Regions from separate parts of the Homo sapiens genome. Here all the other regions are linked to region 3. Evidence: chromatin contacts called from ENCODE Hi-C or POLR2A ChIA-PET data. All regions are on one chromosome and are shown on one strand. Each heading gives the region's core, a stretch centred on a gene start or an enhancer-like site at or near the end of the contact. The rest is flanking DNA. Distances are from core to core; before and after follow the strand shown.

Region 1 (4,851 bases), core at 1,263-3,762, 1.5 Mb before region 3:
CTTTTTTGGTAGATATTAGTAAAAGATATTTCCTTATTATTGTTAAATAAGTGTTTTGATAGCTTTTAAAAAAAAGCTTTCATTTTTGTATTCCCACCATTCTTTTATTACTGCTCTTTCCAATCTTTTTTTTAAGTAAAAAATAAAAGGCTCAAGTAAATACTGTTGCTGTTTTTTTTCTCTTACTCTTTCTTACTCTTCTTTTTTCTTCAAACTTTAAGTAGTCAAACTGTATCCTGTACCCTAATACAAAGAATTGAGCATCAACTGCTGATCAACCTGTGGACATTTACTAAACATAAGACTAACGACTGCTTATTTTTCTTTTAGGTTTAAGACCACAATGCCTGCCAGGAAGTATACACTGTTGCACTCCAACATCATTGCTGAGAATGCCAGTATTATTGCCAACAATGGGGAATAATAAGGCTGATGTTTACATGGAGTCACTCTATTAAGGCTTAATCTTCACCACAATCCTGAGAGTTACAATTCTTATTTATTTATTTATTTATTTTTTTGAGACAGAGTCTCGCTCTGTCGCCCAGGCTGGAGTGCAGTGGTGCGATCTCGGCTCACTGCAAGCTCCGTCTCCCAGGTTCACGCCATTCTCCTGCCTCAGCCTCCCGAGTAGCTGGGACTACAGGCGCCCGCCACGACGCCCGGCTAATTTTTTGTATTTTTAGTACAGACGAGGTTTCACCGTGTTAGCCAGGATGGTCTCGATCTCCTGACCTCGTGACCCACCCCCCCGCCTCAGCCTCCCAAAGTGCTGGGATTACAGGCGTGAGCCTCCACGCGCGAGTTACAATTCTTATCTTCACTTTACAGATGAGGCAATTGAACAGACAGGTAATGTGCCCAAGATCACACAGCAAGTAAACAGGCCAATTTTTAAAATGAGCTAGGGCTGGGAGGTGGCCCACAGCCTGTAATAAAAACACTCTAGGAGGCCAAGGTGGATGGATCACTGAGCCCAGAAGTTCGAGACCAGCCTGGGCAACAATGCAAAACCCTGTCTCTACAAAAAATACAAAAATTAGCTGTGGTGGTGTGCGCCTATAGTCCCAGCTACTCAGCAGGCTGAGGTAGGAGGACTGCTTGATCCCAGGGAGGTCGAGGCTGCAGTGAGCTGTGATGGGGCTACTGCACTCCAGCCTGGGTGACAGAGTGATACCCTGTCTCAAAAAAAAACAAATTTTTTAAAGCTAGATTTAAAAATTCGTCTAGACCAATTACCCTGTAAAATATGAAGGGAAAATAAATTCATTATTCTGACTTTATGATGTGACAGTAGGAGTGGCATGTTTTTACACACTTCTGTTCAAAAGAGGGGCTTCACCTCTGCTTCCTCTACAATGAGCACCTTGCTTTTCAGACAGTTCTCTGCCATCTACTGAAAGAATTCTTCCTCCCAAATAATTATGACCCTCCCTCGTCCAGTCCCATGGACACTTTGGGAAGAAAAAGAGACCATACATACACTTAAGTTTCCCATGTAGATTTTTAAAATACTCCTCCAGATATAATGTCACATATAAAGCTTCTGATCATTTACTGGTTGATAAAGATACAAATTATTCTATCTTTTGTATCTCATTAAACAGCAACAAATGCAAATAGCAATTAACATGTTTTATTAGCTGCCTGCTCCCAATTAACGTGTGAACTAGTCCCAATACCTAGTAAACTACTCTTTGTAGTCCAAACAGCTAGAGGCATAGCAGGTGTGCAAAATCTCTGAATGACTAAAACTGTCGTTTTGGATACATGTTAACTTAGGTAAATAGCAAGAAAATCACAGCAAGTAACAGCAGGGCTGTTTAGCCCAAATATTCTTGAACAAATTTAAAACAGGTATCATTCAAGGATAACTCAGAGGAGTGTACAAAGTTGGAAGGAAAAGAAAAAACTAATGAACATTTCTACGTGCTGCAGCAAAGGCTCTACATACATTCTCGAAACTAACCCTCACAGCTCTATGAAGTATGACTATGGTGAGCGCTATTTTACAGAATAAGCTAAGATTTAGAGATATTTAATGACCCAAAGTCACAAAGCTTTAAGTGGACGCGCCAGACTGTCACTCAGATCTGTCGGATTCCGAGGGCTGTGCTCCTAACCCCACTATACCATCTGTCTCATACTTCGGAAGTCAGACGTTTTTCAACTGGCTAGGATAAAAGCGGCCAACGCTTCAATCCCACATCCCTCCCATCCCACGGCTCCCACTTGAGAGCTTCCCCACTGTCTCCTGGCAAGCAGCTCGCGCTGAGGAGGACCCGGGCTGGTGATCGATCGGCCCCCACCCAGGTAATTAGAGGGGTAACCAGGAAGAGTGAGAGGCCGAGACAGTACCACCCTCATCACGGGACCCTTTCACCCCAACGCTCCCCGGGGCTGAGACCCAGCGCACTTACACTACTCGATCCAGAGTGTCCATCGCTACCGCTACCTGCAACTCTTAACCAGGGGGCATGCACGTGCCCTCGGCGATTACGTGCGCCGGAACAGGCGGAACCGGAAGCTGCGCGTAACGCCACTTCCGGGGACGGCCTCGTAGAGGGCGTCTAGAGGCGCTGGCGGCCATCTTGATTGGAATCGCGCCCTGTTGTCTTGGTTACGGATTTTTGCCCCGGCTCTTTCCTGGAGTTACAGGTGCGAGGTAATACTTTTAAGTAACACTGGCCGGGCGTGGTGGCTCACGCCTGTAATCCCAGGATTTTGGGAGGCCCAGGCGGGCGGATTACCTGATAACAGGAGTTCGAGACCAGCCTGGCCAACATGGCGAAACCCCGTCTCTACTAAAAATACAAAAATTAGCCGGGCGTGGTGGCGGGCGCCTCTAACCCCAGCTACTCGGGAGGCTGAGGCAGGGAGAACTGCTTGAACCCGGGAGGCGGAGGTTGCAGTGAGCGGAGATCGCGCCACTGCACTCCAGCCTGGGTGACAGAGCGAGACTTCGTCTCAAAAATAAAATAAAAATAAAATAAAATAACATAGACCCTCGCAGTTTGATGTACGCGCTAGTGTGCATACCTGGAGTCAGGTATTCAGAAACCAGATTTTATTCTTCAAGGAATCCCAGGATGCTAGAAAGGTTGATTGATTGCACGGTAGGTACTCACATAAGCACTAAAAACATTGATGTGAAAGGGGCACTATTGACAACTATGCGATCTGTGTGACAGAATTTATGACTACCACAGTTGCCTAGTACATAAAAGATGCGCAGAAAATGTACTGCTGTTCGTGATTTTTCCCCAGTTTTTAAGTTACCATATACTTCACATACCATAAAATGTACCCCTTTACAGTGTACAATTCAGTGATTTTTGGTGTATTCACAAAGATGTGCAAATATCACCACTAATTCCAGAATATTTAATCACCTCAAAAAGAACCCCCCTGACACACACACCCAGTAGCAGTCCATGCCCCACTTCCCCCTCCTGCCAGCCCTTGGCAACCAATAATCTACTTTATGTTCAATGGATTTGCCTATTCTGAACATATATAAATGGTTTCGTGCAACGTATGGCCTTTTGTGTTTGACTTCTTTCACTATCTTTTTGAGGTTCATACATGTAGCGTGGATCAGTACTTCCATTTTGTTAGGACTGAATAATATTCCTTTGTATGGATATACCACATTTTGTTTATCCATTTATCAACCTAGGTACTTTTTTTATTTTAGACATAGTCTTGCTCTGTCGCCAGGGCTGAAGTGCAGTGGTGCGATCTTGGCTTACTGCGCCGTCCACCTCCCGGGTTCAAGCAGTTCTGCCTCAGCCTCCCAAGTAGCTGGGATTACATGCACGCACCACCACACCTTGCTAACTTTTGTATTTTTTAGTAGAGACAGGGTTTCACCATGTTGGCCAGGCTGGTCTTGAACTTCTGAGCTCAGGTAATCCACCCGCCTTGGCCTCTCAAAGTGCTAGGAATACAGGCGTGAGCTACTGTACCCGGCAGCTTATGTACATTTGAATGGTTCCTATTTTTTGGCTATTATGGATTATGCTGCTTTGTGTTTTTTTGTTTTGTTTTGCTTTGCTTTGTTTTGTTTCTGAGACAGAGTCTCACTCTGTCACACAGGCTGGAGTGCAGTGATGCAATCTCAGGTTACTGCAACCTCCATCTCCTGGGTTCAAGTGATTCTAGTGCTTCAGCCTCTCGAGTAGCTGGGACCACAAGCGCGTGCCACCACACCCAGCTGCTTTGAATATTAGTGTACAAATTTTTGTGTGGACATACATTTTCAATTCTCTAGGAGAAAAATTGCTGGGTCATATGCTGACTCTTAAGTGTAACATTTTGAGGCACTGGTAAACTGTTTTCCAAAGCACCTGCACCACTTAAATTCCCATGAGCAATGTAAGAGAGTTTGGTATTAGTTTCCTATTTCTGTTGTAACAAATTATCACACATTTATTATTTTATACTTCAGGAAGTCAGAAGTCTGAAATCAGTTTTGCAGGTCTAAAATGTAGGCCGGAAGCAGTGGCTCACACCTGTACCCAGCACTTTGGAAGGCTGAGGTGGGCGGATCATGAGGTCAGGAGATCAAGACCATCCTGGCTAACACCATGAAACCCGATCTCTACTAAAAATACAAAAAATCAGCCAGGCGTGGTGGCACGCCTCTAGTCCCAGCTACTTGGGAAGCTGGGGCAAGAGAATCACTGGAACCTGGGAGGTGGAGGTTGCGGTAAGCTGAGATCGCACCACTGCACTCCAGCCTGGGCAACAGAGTAAGACTCCGTCTCTTAAGTAAATAAATAAATAAATTAAATAAATAAATAAATAAAATGAAGAAGTCAGTAGGACTACATTCCACCTGGAGGCTTC
Region 2 (4,922 bases), core at 1,841-4,340, 2.0 Mb before region 3:
ATAGCCACCTAAAAAAAAAAAGAAAGCACAGTCAGGTGTGGTGGCTCACACCTGCAATCCCAGCACTTTGGGAGGCCAAAGTAGGCAGATCGTGAGGTTAGGAGTTCGAGACCAGCCTGGCCAACATGGTGAAACCCCATCTCTACTAATAATACAAAAATTATCCAGGCATGGTGGCACATGCCTGTAGTCCCAGCTCCTCGGGAGGCTGAGGCAGGAGAATTACTTGAACCCGGGAGGTGGAGGTTGCAGTGAGCCAAGATTGTGCCACTGGACTCCAGCCTGGGTGACAGAGTGAGACTCTGTCTCAAAAAAAAAAAAAAAAAAAGCATTAAGGATATTAAGTATAGAGTTCAATTTTTGCATTTCTCATACTGTATGTAGATAAGTCAATTCCAAGTGATTTTACTGTTTCTCAATGAATCAGACTTCTGGATATGAACATTTTACTATATTTTCACATACATTATCTCATTTGAGCCTTATAACATCCCTGAGAAGTTAAAACAGGAATTACTATCCATTTCACAGATGAGGAAATAAATTCCAAAAAATAAGTGAGCACTTAGCTAAATGATGGTTTAATATTCACATTCTCTGACTCAAAATTCCAGAACTTTTTCTTACTTCAGGAAGAATATACATATAAAACACATTTGATAGTGGTTAATTAGGGGGCTATTGTCAGGTTTTCAATTTGAGCATCAACTTAAAACTAAATTACATGCAATGAACACAACATTCCTAATTTCATGCTGCAAATGTTTTTCTTCAAGAGTGAACATTCTTGGAGTTCTAGAAGGATTTGACTTGTGGTTGCAACTGCCTTTTCTTAAAGTAAATAATGTTGATTCAAGAGGTAAGGGGAAAGAAACCCTCTTCTAGAAATCGCAAATCTGTTAATTTGATGCTTTTACCATTTTCTAGTTAGGAATATTATAATTTAAAAGTTATGGATACACTGATTATAATATAGTACAAGGATTCTCAATTTTATTTTGCTTAAGAATCACGGGGTGGCAAGTAGTGTTGCTAACAATACAGATTCCCAGGCCCCATCCCCCAAAATATAATTCAGTAAGAGCCAAAATATCAACACTTAAAGAATTCTAGGTGTCATGGAACACTGAGAATCACTGATATTGTGTATCTGACATTCGGCGTGTACAAAATATTTATTTTATAAAAAATACATTTTAGCATGGTAGTCATATTTTAAAATCACTTCTATAGCCTTCTAAAATTTCAGATCAAGAGATTTTGCCTCTTAAAAATATTAGCTAATTTCCAGCATATTAGTAGAAATCTTGCCACGTATGTTTATAATCATGCTCTGAGGTTAAAAACTACAAGCTAATTTACTGTAGTAATCAGTCTCAAATCCCTCGGAGCGTAAGTTCTTATTATAGCATTTATATGTTAGGGAATTTATAGACAGCTTCTTACCAGTGAGCTGTCTCTTTGGGCCTTTTGATTTTCCTATTTGAAAATCCACAACGGTTCCAAACGAGTAGCTCTCACACCACTTCAAATACGTGGCAACCTGGTAACCACTAAAATGCACCTGTATAACACACAAATGTAAAAGAACGATCTCTACTTGGATGGGTTAGAAATGTGTCAAGGGTCCTAATTCAGGGGCAAATTTCGAACTTGAACCCACGCTTTCTGCCTCCTACAGCTTGCATCTTTTTGTTGAGAAGAAACCCTTCAGGATTAGTTTTTAAGAGAAACCTTCCCGTTTTACATATGTAGAAACTGAGCCCAAAGAAACAAAATTATTTGTCCAAGGTCACGCCCAATATCAGTGGCCAAGTCAGAGAGGAACCCCTTGTTTCCAATTTAATAGCCAAGCCAGCTGCATGTTACTACTCTTTAAAACAAAAATTCCCTAACTGCATCGCTTCACCCCCTCTCGATTTTTGAATAAAGTTGTTTATTCAAAACGGCCCTTCCCCACGGTGGTGCTTTTATGCCTTCGGGTAGTAAAACCTTCCATAACGTGTTAGTGAAAAACACGAGGAGGCCACGTCTAACGCGGTGACTTTCACAGGCCTTTTTCTTTGGCCAAAATTTTCTCGGAAAGACTGTTAATCCTACATTCCGCTGGGGGAGGAGCGACGAGGGAGGAGGGAGGTCACCGGCAGCTGACAAGTCCTTACATGTACTTGCGCGTGCCCGGGACGCAGCCTGCGGGGCCGAGGAAACCAACGAAGGATGTATTAGGACGAGAGGGAAGGAAGGGGGCGGGAGAAAAACACGGTAGTGGGAAATCCCTGTGCACTGGATCTGCCAACCCCTCGCAAAGCTGAGAAGAGCCGTGCGTGAATAAATCTCATTAAATGGCCCGGCGCAGACACTGCAGCAGCAAAGAGGAGGGGGCACCGCGGCTCGCGCGGCACGTTCGGGAAGGGGGAACGCCAGGGCGGCCCTTTTATAGGCCGAAGCCCGCGCCCGCGCGCCCCCACCCTTCGCACCGCCCCCGGGCCACGCGCGGAGCCGCGGCGTTACCTGAGAAGGGCCGGCTGCGTCCGCACCCGGCCCCGCCCGTTCCGCCGCCCGCCCGCCCTTCCCTCCCGCGAGGCCGCAGCGGCACGAGATCTGCGCCTCGCCTCCCTCCTCACGCGGGCGGATTTTCTTACCTTGTGAAAAACCGTCTCAGCGGCTGCCCCCGCCTCCTCTGCTGGATGTGAAATGGCGGTCGGCGAGGCAAGTGTGAGCATCGCAGCTCCTGCCAATCCTGCATAGCCGCCAAAACGGCCCCGAACACTGGCGCCCCCCTCCCGCAAGCCCCTCGGAGCCCATCCATGAGATCGGTGCTCCGCCGCCCCTTCCGCTGCCCCTCACCCAGGTGACCGTGCCCGCCAGCCGAGTCATCGATCCCGCGCGGGCGCTGCCGGCCGCCGGCCGCCTCCCTCGCCGCGTGCCCGGGGAGGGGGAGAAAGCCCCTTCTCGGCCCCCGCCCTCCGTGTCCCGCCCGGGCGCCCGCCCTCTCGCTCCTTTTCCCGCCGAGCCCCCTCCCCCGCACTACTCGCAGCCTCCCTTCGCCACACACACCCCCCTCTCCCCTCCCCCCAGTGGTTGCGTCCGTGACATCATCATCATGGCAACAAGAGCTGCAGCCTGGGACCGAGGAGCCCGTGTGATTCCCGGCGGTGGCGGCAGTGGCGGCAGCACCAGCACCGACGAAAGCTCGAGGGCTTCTCTCCTGCGGCCCCTTGCCGGGTGCTCCTGAGGAGGCGGCGGCAGCAGCGCCTACACCGCCCCGCCCGCCGCTCCTCGAGGTGCCTCTGTGTGAGGGGAGGGGGCCGTGCCGAGAAGGGGAGGGGGCGCCGCCGCCGCTGCGGAGGGAGCCGCCGCCGCTGCTGCTGCCGCTGCCGGGTCGCCAGTGAAGGGAGGCAGTGGCGGCGGCGGCGAACATGTTTTCAGTAAGGATAGTGACTGCAGACTACTACATGGCCAGCCCGCTGCAGGGGCTGGATACCTGCCAATCCCCCCTCACCCAGGCCCCTGTCAAGAAGGTGCCGGTGGTGCGAGTCTTCGGAGCGACCCCGGCAGGTAAGCGGGCGCCGGGCGCGGGGCGGGAGCGGGAGTCGGCGGGGCGCCGGGGCCGCCCTCCCCGCCGCGCACACGCGCACACGCCACCGGCGCCGGCCGTCTCCGTGGATCGCTGCCGCGTCTTCCCTCCCCTCCGCCCTCCTCGCCTTTTCTCTCGTGCGTGACAAGAGCCGCAAAAATGTGGGTCCGCGCGAGCGCTGCGCGGCGCCCCCACCCCCGGGCAGGGAGGTGGCGAGCGCCGCGTGTTTAGACTGCGTGTGGCGGCCGGGAGCGGGAGCCGCACTCCAGGGCGCGGGCCGGGAGAGCGAAAGCCGCGGGCGCCCCGGACGGCGGGCCAGGTGGCCGCGCCATGTCCATCGGTGGACGGGTTCGTAGGGCCTGCTCTGAGGTCGGTCGCTAGTGGGACATCCCTTGTGTCCCCCAAGTGCCGCTTTCTGGAAACGGGGAAGTGTCAGCCTTGTTGTCAGTCGCTCCCCATGGTCTCTTCTCACCCTCGCTCTCCTCTGCCAGTTCCGGAGATGCAGTGGGCCGGAGAGAGTGGCGCTTGGGGCCAGATAATCTTTCTCACTGGGGTGACCGTGTGGCTCTGCTGTGAGTGCAGGTCGTGACTCCTTAGAGTTTAGTGCCTGAGCGTCGGGGGACAGGGCAGCATCCTTAGGTGCAGTGCTTTCAGGAAATGTGCATCCATGGAAGTAGGAAATGCGTGTTTATGTTGCCCAACCTAAAACATCACACTTAATGGGGTGAATTTATTAGGAACCACAGCCAGACTCAGCAGCACAGACATTTTGAAATGCTCCTAGGCTGGGCTGTAGGATTGCGTTTTAAGTACAGGTATATATTTTTTAAACACAACTATGTTGAAGAAGGGATGGGAAGGGGAGACAGCCGTGACAGAAGGTACGTTCTCAAAAACTCCTGGGGCTTATGATAATATAAAAAAGATAGAGGCCCAGTTTACTAGGTGTTTTAAAATGGTTTTGCTTTTTTGCATGCTTTGAACTGCTTCCATGAAATAATGGAGTTCTAGGAAATAATGCATCTTAGGAAAGGTTGTTCTTCCCTCTAGCTATGAATTGCCCTATGGGATTTTAGATAGCATTTCCCACTTGATGCTCCTTGCCCTCATCACCATTCATCTTATTACTACAGTCAGTTTCTGTGGACTACCAAGATAATAGCGCTTTCCCAAACACAAGCACTCATTTTAAAGCAGTTATCTTTTAATGTGAATTCTCTTTGTTAAAATGTCAATGTTGTGAGATTTGGTAGCATATTCCTATTTAAACTAGTGAATATGATTTTGATATGAACCTTGAAAGATGGGGAATTTGAGTGCTTTTAACGTGTTGAAAGTGTAACAC
Region 3 (4,435 bases), core at 1,929-4,428:
TGTAAAGCCTCAAGGTAATCAATAGCTGTACCCTTAAAACACTGGAATACTGATAACCAGCTTCCCATCTTAAATGGTATTTTCATTCAATATTTTAGATCTACTCTATTTGTTTACTCTCCGAATTAGACATTATTTTGCATAATCAATGTTTGTTTAGATTTCCTTCATACTTACTTTTTTCTCTTTTTTTTTTTTTTTTTGGCTTACAACTCCCTCTTATACCTCAGACTTTCCTCTTGGTGTTATTTTCCTTCCTATGGTATGGGTTTGTTGGAGGTTAATACTTTTATTTTTTGTTTGACCAAAATTGTCTTGATTTTGTCCTTTTCCATGATAATTGTAGTCTATAAAAAAGATTTTAGGTGAATTTTGAAAGTATCATGCCACTAACCTCTGGCTTCTACTATTGCTGTTGAGAAACCAGCTGTCATTTTAACTGGTTTTCTTTTATAGGTACAGTCATGCATTGCTTAATGACAGGGATATGTTCTGAGAAATGCATCACTAGGTGACTTCGTCACTGTGCAAACATCACAGAGTGAACTTACACAAACCTAGATGGTATAGTCTACTACACACCTAGGCTCTATGGTACAACCTATTGCTCCTGTGCTACCAACCTGTACAGAATGTTATTGTACTGAATACTGTAAGCAGCTGTAGCACAGTGGTATTTCTGTATCTAAACATATCAAAACATAAGAAAGACACTTAAAATACAGTATACTGATGGCTCATGCCTGTTATCCTAGCACTTTGGAAGGCCTAGGTGGGCAGAGCACTTGAGCCCAGGAGTTCAAGACCAGCCTGGGCCACATGGCAAAACCTCATCACTACAAAAAATACGGAAAAAAAAAAATAGTGGAGTGTGGTAGCATATGTCTGCAGTCCCAACTACTCAGAAGGCTAAGTGGGGAGGATCACCTGAGACCAGGAGGTAGAAGTCACAGTGAGCTGAGATCATGTCACTGCACTCCAGCCTAGGCAACAGGGTGGGATTTTGTCTCAAAACAAAACAGTATAAAAGAAAAAAAAAGTACACCTGTGTAGGGCACTTACCATGAATGGAGCTTACAGGAATAGGAGTTGCTCTGGGTGAGTCAGTGAGTGAGTGGTGAGTGAATGTGAAGGCCTAAGACATGGCTATACACTACTGTAGACGTTATAAACATTGTACGCTCTAAGCTACACTAAATTTATATGAAAAAAAATTCTTTGTTGGCTGGGTATAGGTGGCTCATGCCTGTAATCCCAGCATGGGAGGCTGAGGCAGCATTTATTTTTTTAAATGGGTGTCCTGTGTCTTTATTTGTGAAATCTGGCAACTCTCCACTCCATCTGCTGCCCCTCACTCACTGTGCTCCAGCCACACAGTCCTTGCCGTTCATCAGATGCTCCTTCCCAGTCTGAGCCTTTATGCTTGCTTTTCCCTTGCCTAGAACATTTTTATTCCAGATCTTCCCACAGCTGTCTCCATGTCATTCAGATCTCAGCTCAAATGTCACCCTATCCTGATTTCACTTCCCTGTCAGTCTCCATCATCATTCTTTATAAAATTTAACACTTTCTGAAACTATTATTCATTAGTTTACTTGTATATTTGTCCTGTCTCCCCTTAGTAGAATGTAAGCTTCATGAGAGCAAAGGCCTTGTTAGTTGCTGTATCCCCAACACCTGACGCCAATGTCTGGCTCTTAGTAGACACTCGATAAATATCTGTTAGATGAATGTATGACACCCCAAATCCTGTTCTGCAAGATTTAAATTTAAGAAGACCTGTTAGGGGTAGACCGGCTGGCCTTAACAAGAACAAAAGTTTTGAAAAAGTCAGTATGGATCCAAAACAAAATTGCCTTGAAGAAAGGGCTAGTCTGTGTTGTGGGTGGCTGATGCTGGAAGATCCTCCAGACTCAGTCTTTCCTCGCAGGATTATGCTCCAGTGAGCAATGATTGAATGAGGAAATGGAAGTACCTGGCTTACCTTGGCACTGAGTCTTCTTATGCCGTTGAGGACCTCTGGAGGGACAGTGATTTGACTGCAACCCTCGTAGCAGCAAGAAACAATGAGGTAGCTAACTTCCTGCTGGTATGCAGAAGTCAGGGAGCGCTCCCCATCCCACTTGTACCCCCACAAATCCAGAGGACTTAGAGACAATTCAATATGAAAGGGAAACCTCAGAGAAGGAGCATGTGTGGCTTGAGCTAGTTTTAATAAAATCTAGTAAAAATGTAAGAGCCAGGTTGCTAATTACACCTCCGGTTCAAGATCAGGGAGGCTATAGATGGCATGTTGGGAATCTGGAAATGGGCAGAAAAATAAGTAATTAGGTATTGGCTAAGAGAGAGAAAATGCTGAAATAAATGGATGGAAGCAGGTGGGGAGTAGATCTGGATGGGGCTTGTAGACCACATTAAGAAGCCTGGACTTTATCCAGAGGGCATGTGGGAGCCACATGGATTCTAAGCCAAGGAGTGACTCTAGTCTCTGGATCTCATATGTACTTGGAGAAATCCTCTGTACTTCTGCGAATTAAAGAGAACAACGCTGCAGCTGAGACCAGTTAGAAACAGTCTATTGAACAAAGATGATGAAAGTTTGAATAATAATGATCATTTTAATCACAGCAGACGAATTAAACCAGGCATTTCCTAAGCCCATTACATACTTAATTTTGTTTATGCAATAGCAACCCTACCAAAGTGGCACTAGTGTTAACATCTCCATTTTACAGGTAAGGTAAAGAAGTTGTGAGGGTAAGTAATTTGCCCAAGATCTCTCAGAACCCAGGTTTCTCTGACTGCAGTGCTCTCTTCATTCCCTTAGACTAAGGCATCAGGAGTGGGGAGGAAAAGGAGGCAGATGTGAAAAACATTTAGGAGGTAAGTAATAGTTATTATATTAGCACTAGATAATGACGATGGTGATGATGATGACAATGATGATGACGGTAAGGGGGATTTCATGCCTTTATACATTCAAGAACAACACCAGATTCGGTGTCGGAGAAGAGATAAAATTAAGGTATTGGCGTTGAGCTAACAGTTTAATACGATATAAAACTTCCCAAAGGGAGGGGTCACAACGCCTCTCCTGTCCATTGCCCCCAATTCACCGCAAAAGTCGCTCCTGCCTGGGCTCCCCGGCAGTGCCACACGCAGGACCTCGGGCGCCGACACCGCCCCGCCCCTGGCCGCGCCCCGCCCCGGCCACTGTCCCTCCTCCGAAGCCGCGCCCCTCCCCGCCCTGCCCCGGCCCCGGCCCCGGCCCCGGCCCCAAAGCCCCGGGCCTGCCATCTCGCCCCGCCCTGCCCCGCCCCGCCGCGGCTCCCCCGACCCCAGGCCTGCATTCTCGCCCCGCCTTGCCCCTCCCCTCCCCTGCCACGCCCCAACCCTTGAACTGCCTTCGCGCCCCGCCTTGCCCTGCCTTGCCCCGCCTTGCCCCGCCCCGCCCCGCCCCGCCATCTCGCCCCGCCCCGCCCCTCACCTCCCTTCCCCTCCCCGCCGCTCTCGTGGCCCCCACCTCCAGGGGCGCCTCTGCGGGCCACGTGGTTCGGCGTCCGCGCGCAAGCGGCTCTTGGCGCCGCGCTTCCGGGTTGGCTGTGGCTGTGGCTGCGGCGGCGGCGCAGGAGCAGAAACCGGTGCGGCGCAGAAGCCCCAGAGGCGGGCGGGGCGGAGCGGAGGGCCAGCGGGCCCCGGCGTGGGTCTCCCGCCAGGCCGCCGGGTGAGTTGGCAGCGACCCGGACCCCACCGGGCGCCCCTGAGCGGTAGGTCTGCCGCGCCGACCCCTCCCCCGCCGTGTGCTCCCCAGTCGGGCCCGCGGGGCCTGGGCGGGGAGGTGGGGGTCTTTCCGCGCCACCTCTCCCTGCTGGGACCACCCGGGGCTGCGGGGGGCTCCGCGCCGCCCCTAGTGTGTCTGGCGGCCCCACGCAGCTTAAGTTATTAGTATTTTATTGCAGCTACCTCACATTCACTTTGCACGTGCACATTTCTTCACTCTTCACATTGGTTCCCACATACGAAATGGCTAATAATCTGGGAGATGGAGGCAGCTTCGTTCTCCCTGAAATAGTTGTGCAACCATAGAAAGTTCGTGCTTGCGGAGGATTTTGGAGATGGTTAATCCCATTCCTTCATTTTATAGAAGGTAGACCCTGAACCGTTCCATGAATACTGGAGAGTCACTCAGCTAGTTAATGTGCGGCAGGAGGCTGAGGGAGAGAATTGCTTGAACCTGGGAGGCGGAGGTTGCAGTGAGCCGAGATTGCGCCACTGCACTCCAGCCTGGGCGATAGAGCGAGACTCCGTCTCAAAAAAAAAAAACCGCGAGCTAAGTTGTTTTGTTTTTGTTTTTTGAGGTGGTGGTCTCGTTCTGTCGCCCAGGCTGGAGTGCAGTGGCACGATCACGGCTCACGGCAACCTCGAACTCCCAGGC

What was found. A loop is a pair of places that touch in the nucleus more often than their neighbours do. ChIA-PET counts read pairs that join two places held with the same protein, here RNA polymerase II (POLR2A). Pooled maps may share reads with other maps.
Region 1: a loop to region 3 is called in a pooled map, with 9 times the contacts of the local background. The contact joins the promoter of RPF2 here to the promoter of ZBTB24-DT in region 3. A Hi-C loop is called at or near these places in 1 of 37 single-sample maps with no recorded cell type and 7 of 50 pooled maps. POLR2A ChIA-PET finds 5 or more read pairs at or near these places in 1 of 52 experiments (Panc1).
Region 2: a loop to region 3 is called in a map of naive thymus-derived CD4-positive, alpha-beta T cell, with 5 times the contacts of the local background. The contact joins the promoter of REV3L here to the promoter of ZBTB24-DT in region 3. A Hi-C loop is called at or near these places in 1 of 168 maps with a recorded cell type or tissue (naive thymus-derived CD4-positive, alpha-beta T cell), 1 of 37 single-sample maps with no recorded cell type and 8 of 50 pooled maps. POLR2A ChIA-PET finds 5 or more read pairs at or near these places in 1 of 52 experiments (B cell).

What each region holds. Positions count from the first base shown.
Region 1 is chr6:110,979,699-110,984,549 of GRCh38, reverse strand. It overlaps RPF2 (ribosome production factor 2 homolog), which reads right to left and starts at 2,512. Exons shown (of 10, transcript NM_032194.3): 1 at 2,421-2,512. The coding sequence starts at 2,443.
Region 2 is chr6:111,481,386-111,486,307 of GRCh38, reverse strand. REV3L (REV3 like, DNA directed polymerase zeta catalytic subunit) reads left to right here and starts at 3,090. Exons shown (of 32, transcript NM_001372078.1): 1 at 3,090-3,558. The coding sequence starts at 3,420. It also overlaps TRAF3IP2-AS1. RefSeq lists enhancers at 1,944-2,303, 4,144-4,203 and silencers at 2,374-2,763, 2,804-3,033, 3,204-3,503, 3,564-3,633, 3,694-3,773.
Region 3 is chr6:109,482,387-109,486,821 of GRCh38, reverse strand. ZBTB24-DT (ZBTB24 divergent transcript) reads right to left here and starts at 3,178. Exons shown (of 4, transcript NR_187591.1): 1 at 1,985-3,178. ZBTB24 (zinc finger and BTB domain containing 24) reads left to right here and starts at 3,603. Exons shown (of 7, transcript NM_014797.3): 1 at 3,603-3,724. RefSeq lists silencers at 3,103-3,542, 3,623-3,912.